3 separate regions of the Homo sapiens genome follow, and all the other regions are linked to region 3. Evidence: chromatin contacts called from ENCODE Hi-C or POLR2A ChIA-PET data. All regions are on one chromosome and are shown on one strand. Each heading gives the region's core, a stretch centred on a gene start or an enhancer-like site at or near the end of the contact. The rest is flanking DNA. Distances are from core to core; before and after follow the strand shown. Region 1 overlaps MSI2 (musashi RNA binding protein 2). Region 2 overlaps MSI2 (musashi RNA binding protein 2). Region 3 overlaps CUEDC1 (CUE domain containing 1).

Region 1 (2,979 bases), core at 100-2,599, 480 kb before region 3:
GGAAGGCTGAGGCGGGCAGATCACCTGAGGTCAGGAGTTCGAGACCAGCCTGGCCGACATTGTGAAACCCCGTCTCTACTAAAAATGTAAAAATTAGCTGGGCGTGATGACAGGCACCTGTAATCTCAGCTACTCGGGAGGCTGAGACAGGAGAATTGCCTGAACCCGGGGGGTGGAGGTTGCAGTGAGCCAAGATCATGCCACTGCACTCCAGCCTGGGCAACAGAACGGAACTCTGTCTCAAATAAATAAATAAATAAATAAATAAATAAATAAATAAATAAATAATCAGTTGGGCGTGGTGACACATGCCTGTAGTCCCAGCTACTTGGGAAGCTGAGGCAGGAGGATCACTTGAGCTTGGGAGGATGAGGCTGCAGTGAGCTGTGGTTGCACCATTGCACTCCAGCCCGGGTGACAGAGCCAAACCCTGTCTTGGGAAGGAAAGAAGGCAGGAAGTTAGGGAGGGAAAGAGAAAAAGGAAAGGAAAGGAAAAAGAGAGAAAGAGAAGAAAAGAAAAAGATTTGATGGGCAAAATCCTGTCTTTGGAAGGAAAGAGGGGAGGAAGGTAGGGAGGGAAAGTGGAAAAGAAAAGGAAAAAGAAAGAGAAGAAAAGAAAAAGATTTGATGTACGCCACCATGAAAGCAGGTAGAAGGCAGAGGAATCATGAGGAGCTGGATGGGTTCACCTGGGGAGAGTACTAATGGGACATGAGGCACCCCGCCTGTGTGTTTGGAGAACTACAGCAGTTTGCAATGCCAGAAGGAACAAAGGGAGGCGAGGAACCATGGCAGTAGGGTGGAGGTGGGCAGGGGCAGGTCCCAGTGGTGCTAGGAAACTTGTACTTTATCCATAGGCAGGGGAGCTGTGGCTTCTATAGCCTTCAAGGGGAGGTCACCATTGAGCCGAGAAGGGAGAGGAGCTTTCTAGGCAGAAAGCGTGGTTGACTGAAATGGCAGAGTGTGTTCTGAGGAGGGTGGCAGGCTCTGGGTGGTGCATTTCTTCCGGCCAAAGGAGAGACGTGAGGCAGGAGCTGTGTGTCTTCCATACTGTGCTCACTCACCATGCTCAATGCTCAGAATCCCTCCTTGCAGAGGCTGCAGCCCTCTTTGTAGGTGCTTTGGTGGAAAGTTAAATTTGATTGTCCTATGGGCCTGTGGCAGGGGCTGCAGTCTCCCCTTGTCTCAGTGCCCCATTTCCTCTGAAGAGTGGGCATTGGCAACACCCTTCATGACACTTGAGCTTGTGCCCATGGGGTCTGCCGGCTTCTCCCTGCCCTTGACCCGGCCGCAGAGTGGACTGCACAGATCACATGGGTGCAGTGTTGTCACCCACTCTTCTCTGGGCTCCACACACAGACAGCATTTGGCCTGCTCCCCGAGGGCCACACGGTCATCCTAGGCAGCTGTTCAGTGGTAATTAGTCAACCCAAGTCTCACAGGTTCAATGACTCATTGTCTTAAATTTAATAAGTACAGAAAAACAGAGTGCTGATGTATTAAAAAATTAATCCTCCTAAGAGGTAGCCTCGGCAGAGGGGCTTGGAATGAAGGGAAGCAGAGGGAATGTGCAGGGAAGTAGGAAATTTCTCCTTCTGGGGCCCGGGCTGCTGTCGGGAACAGTAGGGCAGAGCCCCAACTCTTGGATTTTTTTTTTTTTTTTTTGAGACATAGTCTCTTGCCCTGTCACCTAGGCTGGAGTGCAGTGGAGCGATCTCAGCTGACAGCAACCTCCACCTCCTGGGTTCAAGCGATTCTCCTGCCTCAGCCTCCCGAGTAGCTGGGATTACAGGCGTGAGCCACCACACCGGCTAATTTTTGTATTTTTAGTAGAGACAGGTTTCACCATGTTGGCCAGACTGGTCTCAAACTCCTGACCTCAAGAGATCTGCTACCTCGGCCTCCCAAAGTACTGGGATTACAGACGTGAGCTAGAACCCTTGGGTTTTGAGAAGGAGATGGCAGCTCTGCATAAACTTTCTTCTCTTACTCTTCCTTTTCCATTACCCCATTTCCTTCCTCTTGTCCTTCTCTCTTTCTGTATTAGTTTCCTAGGGCTGCCATAACAAAGTACCACAAACTGGGTGCCTCAGCTACAGAAATGCCTTGTCCCACAGTTTGGGAGGCCAGAAGTCCAAGATAAGGGTGCGGGCAGGGTTGGTTCCTGCTGAGGGCTCTGAGGGACAGTCTGTCCCAGGCCTCTCCCCTTGCCTCTGGTGGCTTGCGGGCAGTCTTTGGCATTACTTGGCTTGTAGACACATCACTCCAATCTCTGCCTTCATCTTTATGTAACCCTCTCCCTGTGCTCATGCCTGGGCCTAAATGTCCCCTGTTTGTAAGAACACCAGTCACATTGGATTAGGGTTCTCTCCGACTTTCTCTTGCTCTGTGTCTCTCTGGTGCCACCTCACCTGCCTGGCCCTTCATGGTTCACCTTACTGTGTGGGTCCCAGCCATCCACCAGAGATGGACAGGTGCCTCCTGGGCTGCCAGCCCCTGCCAGGACTCCTTTCTTTGCCTTTCCAGAGGTGGGTGTTGTGCCCACGTGACCCCAGACATCTCACCTTGCAGCTTCTAGATTCCCCTGCCCTTCTCTGACAAAACTTTTCTTCTGGAACATTGACTAACTCCTCTGTGTAGGCTGCAGTTCCCAGCAGGGGTTTATGAGTGTGGACAAGAAAAAGGGTATATCTATGTGAGTCTGCATACTTGGAGAATTTCCTTCTATCGATCAAAAAATATTCCAGCACAGAGCAGGACATTCTCCTGAATAAGCCTTATCACTTAAAGCATTTCCTCCTCAAAGGCAATCCATTTAGGTGAAGTGCAGAGACAACTGAGTTGAAATTCATCAAGAGGGGAATGTTGGCCCCCAAAGCATTATGGGCCATTAAGTCTGTAATGTGGCAGAGGCCTCTGGATAGCCAGAGTTCCTTCCTTCCTGGTGAATTGCAAGGGCTGCTGTGCCGGCACCTTCCT
Region 2 (3,228 bases), core at 437-2,936, 310 kb before region 3:
CCACATGCCAGGGCTGCTCCAGCTCCAACTCCAGGTAGCTGGCAGGCCTGGGACCTCACCTGGGAGAAGCAGCGAGGGGAAACATGGTCTTGTAGGGATGGGGTAGGGACAATGAAGGAAGCGATGTTTTACAGGGTATGCTTTTCCCCAGCCTTTCTCAAATCTGGAGTACAGATAAGAATATATTGGGGTGTTTGGGGGTCTCCATGTGCAAAGGACAGCCGAGATTCCAGAGGAGGTGTAGGGACAGAGTCTTGTCCCCTGTGGGTTTTCTGCTGAGGGAGGAGGCTCCCTGGGGAGCTGGGCTGCAGGCGGAGTTTCACCCCTGCCTTGTCGTCATGCCTAGACCTGGAGGTCTGGGAGTGTCAGGGTCTGAGATGAATTAGGAAGCAAAGGGAGTGAAGACGCGTCGCTGGAAGATGGCGCCCTGACACTGATGACAGGAGGGCAGAGTGAGGGCTTGGCCTGGTCTTTGCCTCAGACCAAGCATTGGGGCGGGAAGGGTGTAGTTGGAGAGATGAGGAGGCATTTGGGGGCACCTAGAGCCGTGCTCTATGGCAGACAGATCCTTCAACCAGCGGTGGAAGCCCCAAGCTCTTGTCCTGTCTCCGATACCACCTGGCCAAGTGGCCATGGGCGGGTCACTCAGCTTCTAGGGCCTTACTTCTCTCTTTTGGAAAAGGGGGTCTACGAGGAATGGTCTTTGGGGTCTGTGCCCCTCTCCGATTGTGTGGGTCAGAGGGTGCAGGGAAGGCAGGCACAGAAGCAGAAGTCCAAGATGGAGGAGTTTGAGTGCAGGTGGCTCCCCCACCAGTGTCCCCTGGGGCTGGGATGGTTCCCCATCTGGGAGGGGCCTCAACAAGACTCCTCGGCCCGCACTAAGGAAGCCGTCCCCAAAGATGCCCCCCAGCAGCAGGCTGCTTCAGGATGGCCACAGGCTCCCAGACCTGAAGAAAAGAAGGGCACATGCAAGAAGGACCACCACAAGAGAGGCCAGCACTCAACCAGCCACTGTCATTAGACTTTCCCATTTCCAGGCAGAGACCCCCACCAGGCACAGGCACAGAGGTAGAAACTCCTTCTGAAGGGGTCACAGTACGCAAGGGGTAGGACCTGCATTTGGACCAGGCGGTCTGGGCCTTAACTGCCACCCTCCACCATCTCCCTAGTGTCCATTTTTCTGGTACAATAACACTAGCCACAAAGAGCTACTAAAACTTAGGTTTAAATTAAAGTTGGCTGGGTGCGGTGGCTCACGCCTGTAATCCCAACACTTTGGGAGGCCGAGGTGGGAGGATCACTTGAGGTCAGGAGTTCGAGACCCGCCTGGCCAACATGGTGAAACCCCGTCTCTACTAAAAATATAAAAATGAGCCGGGCGTGGTGCCCGGCATCTATAATCCCAGCTACTCGGGAGGCTGAGGCAAGAGAATCACTTGAACCCAGGAGGCAGAGGTTGCAGTGAGCCGAGATCACACCACTATACTCCAGCCTGGATAACAGAGTGAGACTCTGTCTCAAAAATAAGAAGAAGAATAAGAAGAAGTAAAAAGAAAATTTCAGTTCCTTTAGAAACACTGGCCACATTTCAGTGACTCAGTAACCATGTGTGGCAAGTGGCTATTGCCAGCACAGAATGTAGAACAGTCACCGTGGAAATTTCTTACGGGCTGGTGCTGTTCCAGTGCCTAAAGGAAGAGGGCTGTTACTGGGGGGTGCACGGTCCACACACTCACACATGCGCACCACTCCTTCCTGGAGACACCCATGGGGTCAGTGTCCCTGTGCTTCATTCTCTGCCAGTCTTGCTCAGCCCAGAAGCTGGTGGCTTTTCCTCTCACTTCCTCCCCTCGCTTCCCCTCCAGGGGATGACAGGTGCAAAGGCTCACGCATCTCGGCCCTCCAGGTGCAGCACTGATCTGTGCACTCAGCCTGCACAACCTGCTCCCCTCCGTAATCAGGCTGCCATTGCCCCTGAGTGTGATGCTAGTCCCAGGAGGACAGAGTTGAGGGATCTTAACATGGAATAATTGGGAGAGGACATCAATGTGGACCCTATGCTAAGGCCCCTGTCTCATCAGAGGGCCTGCCCCGGGGCCCCCATGAGCTGGCTCAGGAGACATCTAGTAGAACTCTGCCTCCATGGCCTGCATCCCTGGGCCTGCCCCAGGCAGACGGACATGCAGCAGTGACCAGATTGAGGCTGGGCAGAGTGAGATAGGGTCCCCTGGGTGCCCAGCCCTTCACCAAAGCCAAGACTTTGGGAACTGGGGGGGCGGGGGATGGACTGGGCTGCAGGAAGGAGGATAGAGTGGGGTTGGAGTGTTTTTGCCCAGGGCCCATCCGTTTGTCATGGCCACAGTCCCTGCAGCTTAATACAATCAGGTGGGTTTGAATGGGACAGAAATCAGGCATTACAATGTACAGACAGCAGCTTCCTGACCTTTGGGAGTTAGCTGCCCTGTTCTCAACCATCAAACTTTTATTTTTCCATCCTTCCCACCTTCCCACTCACTATGGAAGCCTCTTGATTCTCTTAACTAATGGCCAGAAAGGGGCCACCAGTGGCCACAAGAGTAAGGTTGCCTGCTCTCAGGGAGGGCAAGAGTGGAGTGGCCCTGAACTGGGAAGGGTGGCCCCATGGCTGGGGCCGCCCACCCCACTCATCTGAGAAGCCAGGCTAGGGTCAGAGTCTATTCCCCTCCTGACCCCCTCCCAAAGGATATGCTCCTTGTGGAGTGTTGGGTCTGTGCTTATCCCAGATGCCTCCCCAAGCAGCCAAATGTTTCCAGACACAAAGCCTAGGTAGGTCCATGTGTCATTCCAGTCAAGAGCGCAGGGAGTAGCTGAGCCCCTCTAGAACCAAACTTGATGACTCCTGGAGCCACAGCCTCAGGGCCAGGGCTACAGAGAAGCTTCTGGATGCCCTGACTTCCATCTGTCACCTCATGCCAATAAGGAAAGTTTCGGGTGGATCTGGCCGAGGCGGCTGGGGTACAGAAGGGGGACCCAGAGATGGGGCAGCCCAGCCCTCTGCCCTCTCCTCATCCCCATCAGGTAGATTCTGCGAACCCCTGCCATGCCCCGGGGATCCTGTGACTTCGTGACATTACACAGCAGTCATGTCACCTCCCAACTATCCTGATGTTTTCTTTGTGGTCTTTCTTTTCAGTGTCCTCACTGTATGCCCACTTTACCCACTTCCCACCTCCGGTCCCCCTCATGCTG
Region 3 (2,928 bases), core at 325-2,824:
CCTAGCTTAACCCCAGCAATGCCCTGTGCTGGCCCCGGCCCTGACTACTCCCTCCCATCCCTGCTCCATGGCCTTCCAACAAACAGCTCGCCTGCCTCCACCAAGACTTTTAAATTCTCCCTCACAGCGTTATAATCCTTCCCATGCCCCTTTAGGGCAGTACAATCTCCATGATTCCTAATGAGAGAGCTGGCAGCACCATACCAGAGCACACATATGCAATACCTGATAGTTCTCAGTGTTCTTACAGACATTACCCAGCCAGCTCAGCAACCCTGAACCAGCTAAACATGGACAACAGCTTTTTATTTTATTTTTAAATTTTATTTATTTATTATTTATTTATTTATTTATTTTTAAGACAGAGTTTTGCTCTTGTTGCACAGGCTGGAGTGCAGTGGCGCTATCTCAGCTCAGCGCAACCTCTGCCTCCCGGGTTCGAGCGATTCTCCTGCCTCAGCCTCCTGAGTAGCTGGGATTACAGGCATGTGCCACCACGCCCGGCTAATTTTATATTTTTGGTAGAGATGGGGTTTTTCCATGTTGGTCAGGCTGGTCTCGAACTTCTGACCTCAGGTGATCTGCCTGCCTCAGCCTCCAAAATGCTGGGATTACAGGCACGAGCCACCGTGCCCAGCCTTTTTTTTTTTTTTTTTTTTTTTTTGAAAAGGAGTCTCACTCTGTCACCCAAGCAGGAGTGCAATGGCATGATCCTGGCTCACTGCAACCTCCACCTTCTGGGTTCAAGCGATTCTCCTGCCTCAGCCTCCAGAGTAGCTGGGACTACAGGAGTGTGACACCATGCCTGGCTAATTTTTGTATTTTAGTAGAGACGGGCTTTCACCTTGTTGGCCAGGCTGATCTTGAACTCCTGACCTCAAGTGATCTGCCTGCCTTGGCCCCCCAAAGTGCTGGGATTGCAGGCATGAGCCACCATGCCCGGTCTAGCTTTTTATTTTTTTGAGACGAGATCTCAGTCTGGGTGAAGACTGGAGTGCAGTGGAACAATCCCGGCTCACCGCAGCCTTGAACTCCTGGGCTCAGGTGATCCTCCCACCTCAGCCTCCCAAGTAGCTGGGACTACAGGCACACATCACCACGCCCAGCTAATTTTTCAAATTATGTGTAGAGATGTGGGTGGGGGGAGAGGGTCTCACTATGTTGCCCAGGCTGGTCTCGAACTCCTGACCTCAAGTGATCCTCCCACCTTGGCCCCCCAGAGTGCTGACATTACAGGCGTGAACCATTTCGCCTGACCTGAACAGCTTCTGGACGTGTCTGGCCAGCTCATATCCCTCCTGTGAGGACCGCCTCTACTCCCATTCACAGGGGAAAGCTCCTACCCCCTGGTGCTGCGTGATCATGCCCTCCTGGCCCCAGCTGACTGGCCCAGTGGTAGACAGCTGATCCACACAAGCCCATCAGACTCTCTCCTCAGGAGTTCACATCAAGGCTCAGACACCATTCAGTAACTAAGGGTTACTGGAAAGTGGACGGGTGTATTTGGGAGCTGAGGGGCCATACCACCTGGTGCACATCCACAGCAGCAGCGGCGTCCTGCAGGTGCACCATGCAGACTCACTGAGAACAGCTGCGTCAGCCACCCCCACCACACCCCCACACACCCCCGGCACTTGGGAGACCAGGCACTTCCTCCTTTGAGTCTTCAATTCCCCTATGGCTTCAAATAGCTCGAGCTGGTTTCTGTTACTTGCCTTCAGTAGAGTCTGAACTGAGAGACAAGCTGGCATCACTATCCTCCCTGTACAGATGAGGAAAGAGGCTCTAGAGGTGACTAAATCAACATCATATAGTCAACATGTAATAAAGGAGCCGTTAAAAACCCTGCCATGTGACTCTTCTTCAGTGCCATCCCATGCCTCCTTCCCTGGATTAAAGGAAGTGGCAGGTATTCCATTTCTGTCAGTGTTTAAAAAAAAAAAAAAAAATGGTGGCACAGTAAGCGATTCAGCCAGAGGCACTCCAATGGACTGAAGCTGGAAACAAGAAATTCAAAATCCTCTCCTTTAGATCGGCAAAGACAGCTCTTCTCTCCTCTACATTTGCCAGCCTTCCTTGCAGTGAGGTCGGCCCCATGTGACCAGCTCTGGACAATGTGAATGGAAGTAACAGGTGTCAGTTTCCTCCATCTCTCTCCTCCCCTCCCGCAGTAACCTTGAAGGCCCTATATTCCAGATGATGTGGCTACAGATGGAGGTGCACTGCCTGACCTACAAGACTTTCCACGAGCAAAAAATAAACCTAGATGGTGTCAAGCCCCTGGGATGTCAGGATTTGATTATTCCTGCAGCATAATCCAGCCTCTCCTGACTAAAGCACAGGAATTTTTCAGCCTGGGCCCTTCAGCAGGATGCTGCATTCATTTGTTTAACATTCATCTGTTTAACAAATATTTCTGGAGCAACAGTGCCAGGTGCTGTCATGGGTATAATCAAGGGCACAGTAGTTTTTAAAAAAATACAATAACTACCCTTAGGAAGCACCCTATCTGGTGACTCATAAGCCCCACTTGGGACTAAAAGAAACAGTTCTACAGGTGCAAAGCAGAACTCCCACGCAGCCCCTGGCTAACCTGAGCCCCAGAGAAGCTAAGCTGCCAGGAGGCAAAGACAGCTTGTCCTAGTGACTCCAGGAGGGTGGCAGCCAAGAGTGAGTTCACACCAGGCTTTCACACCCAAGGCTCTACCAACTCTACTCCTGCCAGCCGTGTGGCTGTAGACAAGTGCTTCCCTTGCTCTGGGCGCAGACACATGGGAGAAGGCATCAAGGAGGAGTCATCAAGAGAGCAGGTGGCTGATGGAAAACAGAAGCCGCAAAAGACACCACTCATCTTCCCCACCCTCCTCTGCAGCCGAAATGTCTCCTCTGGGAATCATCTCCCTGTTTCATTTTAACTGGAAAAGTCCC

What was found. A loop is a pair of places that touch in the nucleus more often than their neighbours do. ChIA-PET counts read pairs that join two places held with the same protein, here RNA polymerase II (POLR2A). Pooled maps may share reads with other maps.
Region 1: a loop to region 3 is called in a map with no recorded cell type, with 2.9 times the contacts of the local background. The contact joins two enhancer-like sites. A Hi-C loop is called at or near these places in 2 of 37 single-sample maps with no recorded cell type and 4 of 50 pooled maps. POLR2A ChIA-PET finds 5 or more read pairs at or near these places in 3 of 52 experiments (AG04450, GM12878 and naive thymus-derived CD8-positive, alpha-beta T cell).
Region 2: a pooled map shows a loop between it and region 3 (4-fold over the local background). The contact joins two enhancer-like sites. A Hi-C loop is called at or near these places in 2 of 37 single-sample maps with no recorded cell type and 3 of 50 pooled maps. POLR2A ChIA-PET finds 5 or more read pairs at or near these places in 1 of 52 experiments (AG04450).

Annotation. Positions count from the first base shown.
Region 1 is chr17:57,459,887-57,462,865 of GRCh38, forward strand. All of the region lies in intron 6 of MSI2 (musashi RNA binding protein 2), which reads left to right. Among named protein-coding and RNA genes, the nearest start is that of MSI2-AS1, 150 kb to the right of the region's middle. RefSeq lists an enhancer at 2,140-2,379. Within about 2 kb of position 1,350, at least 2 of the 41 ENCODE cell types and tissues checked have a DNase peak (open chromatin) inside an H3K27ac peak, as active enhancers do.
Region 2 is chr17:57,627,910-57,631,137 of GRCh38, forward strand. All of the region lies in intron 10 of MSI2 (musashi RNA binding protein 2), which reads left to right. Among named protein-coding and RNA genes, the nearest start is that of MSI2-AS1, 21 kb to the left of the region's middle. RefSeq lists an enhancer at 1,918-2,017. Within about 2 kb of position 1,687, at least 5 of the 41 ENCODE cell types and tissues checked have a DNase peak (open chromatin) inside an H3K27ac peak, as active enhancers do.
Region 3 is chr17:57,938,322-57,941,249 of GRCh38, forward strand. All of the region lies in intron 1 of CUEDC1 (CUE domain containing 1), which reads right to left. Among named protein-coding and RNA genes, the nearest start is that of CUEDC1, 16 kb to the right of the region's middle. Within about 2 kb of position 1,575, at least 18 of the 41 ENCODE cell types and tissues checked have a DNase peak (open chromatin) inside an H3K27ac peak, as active enhancers do.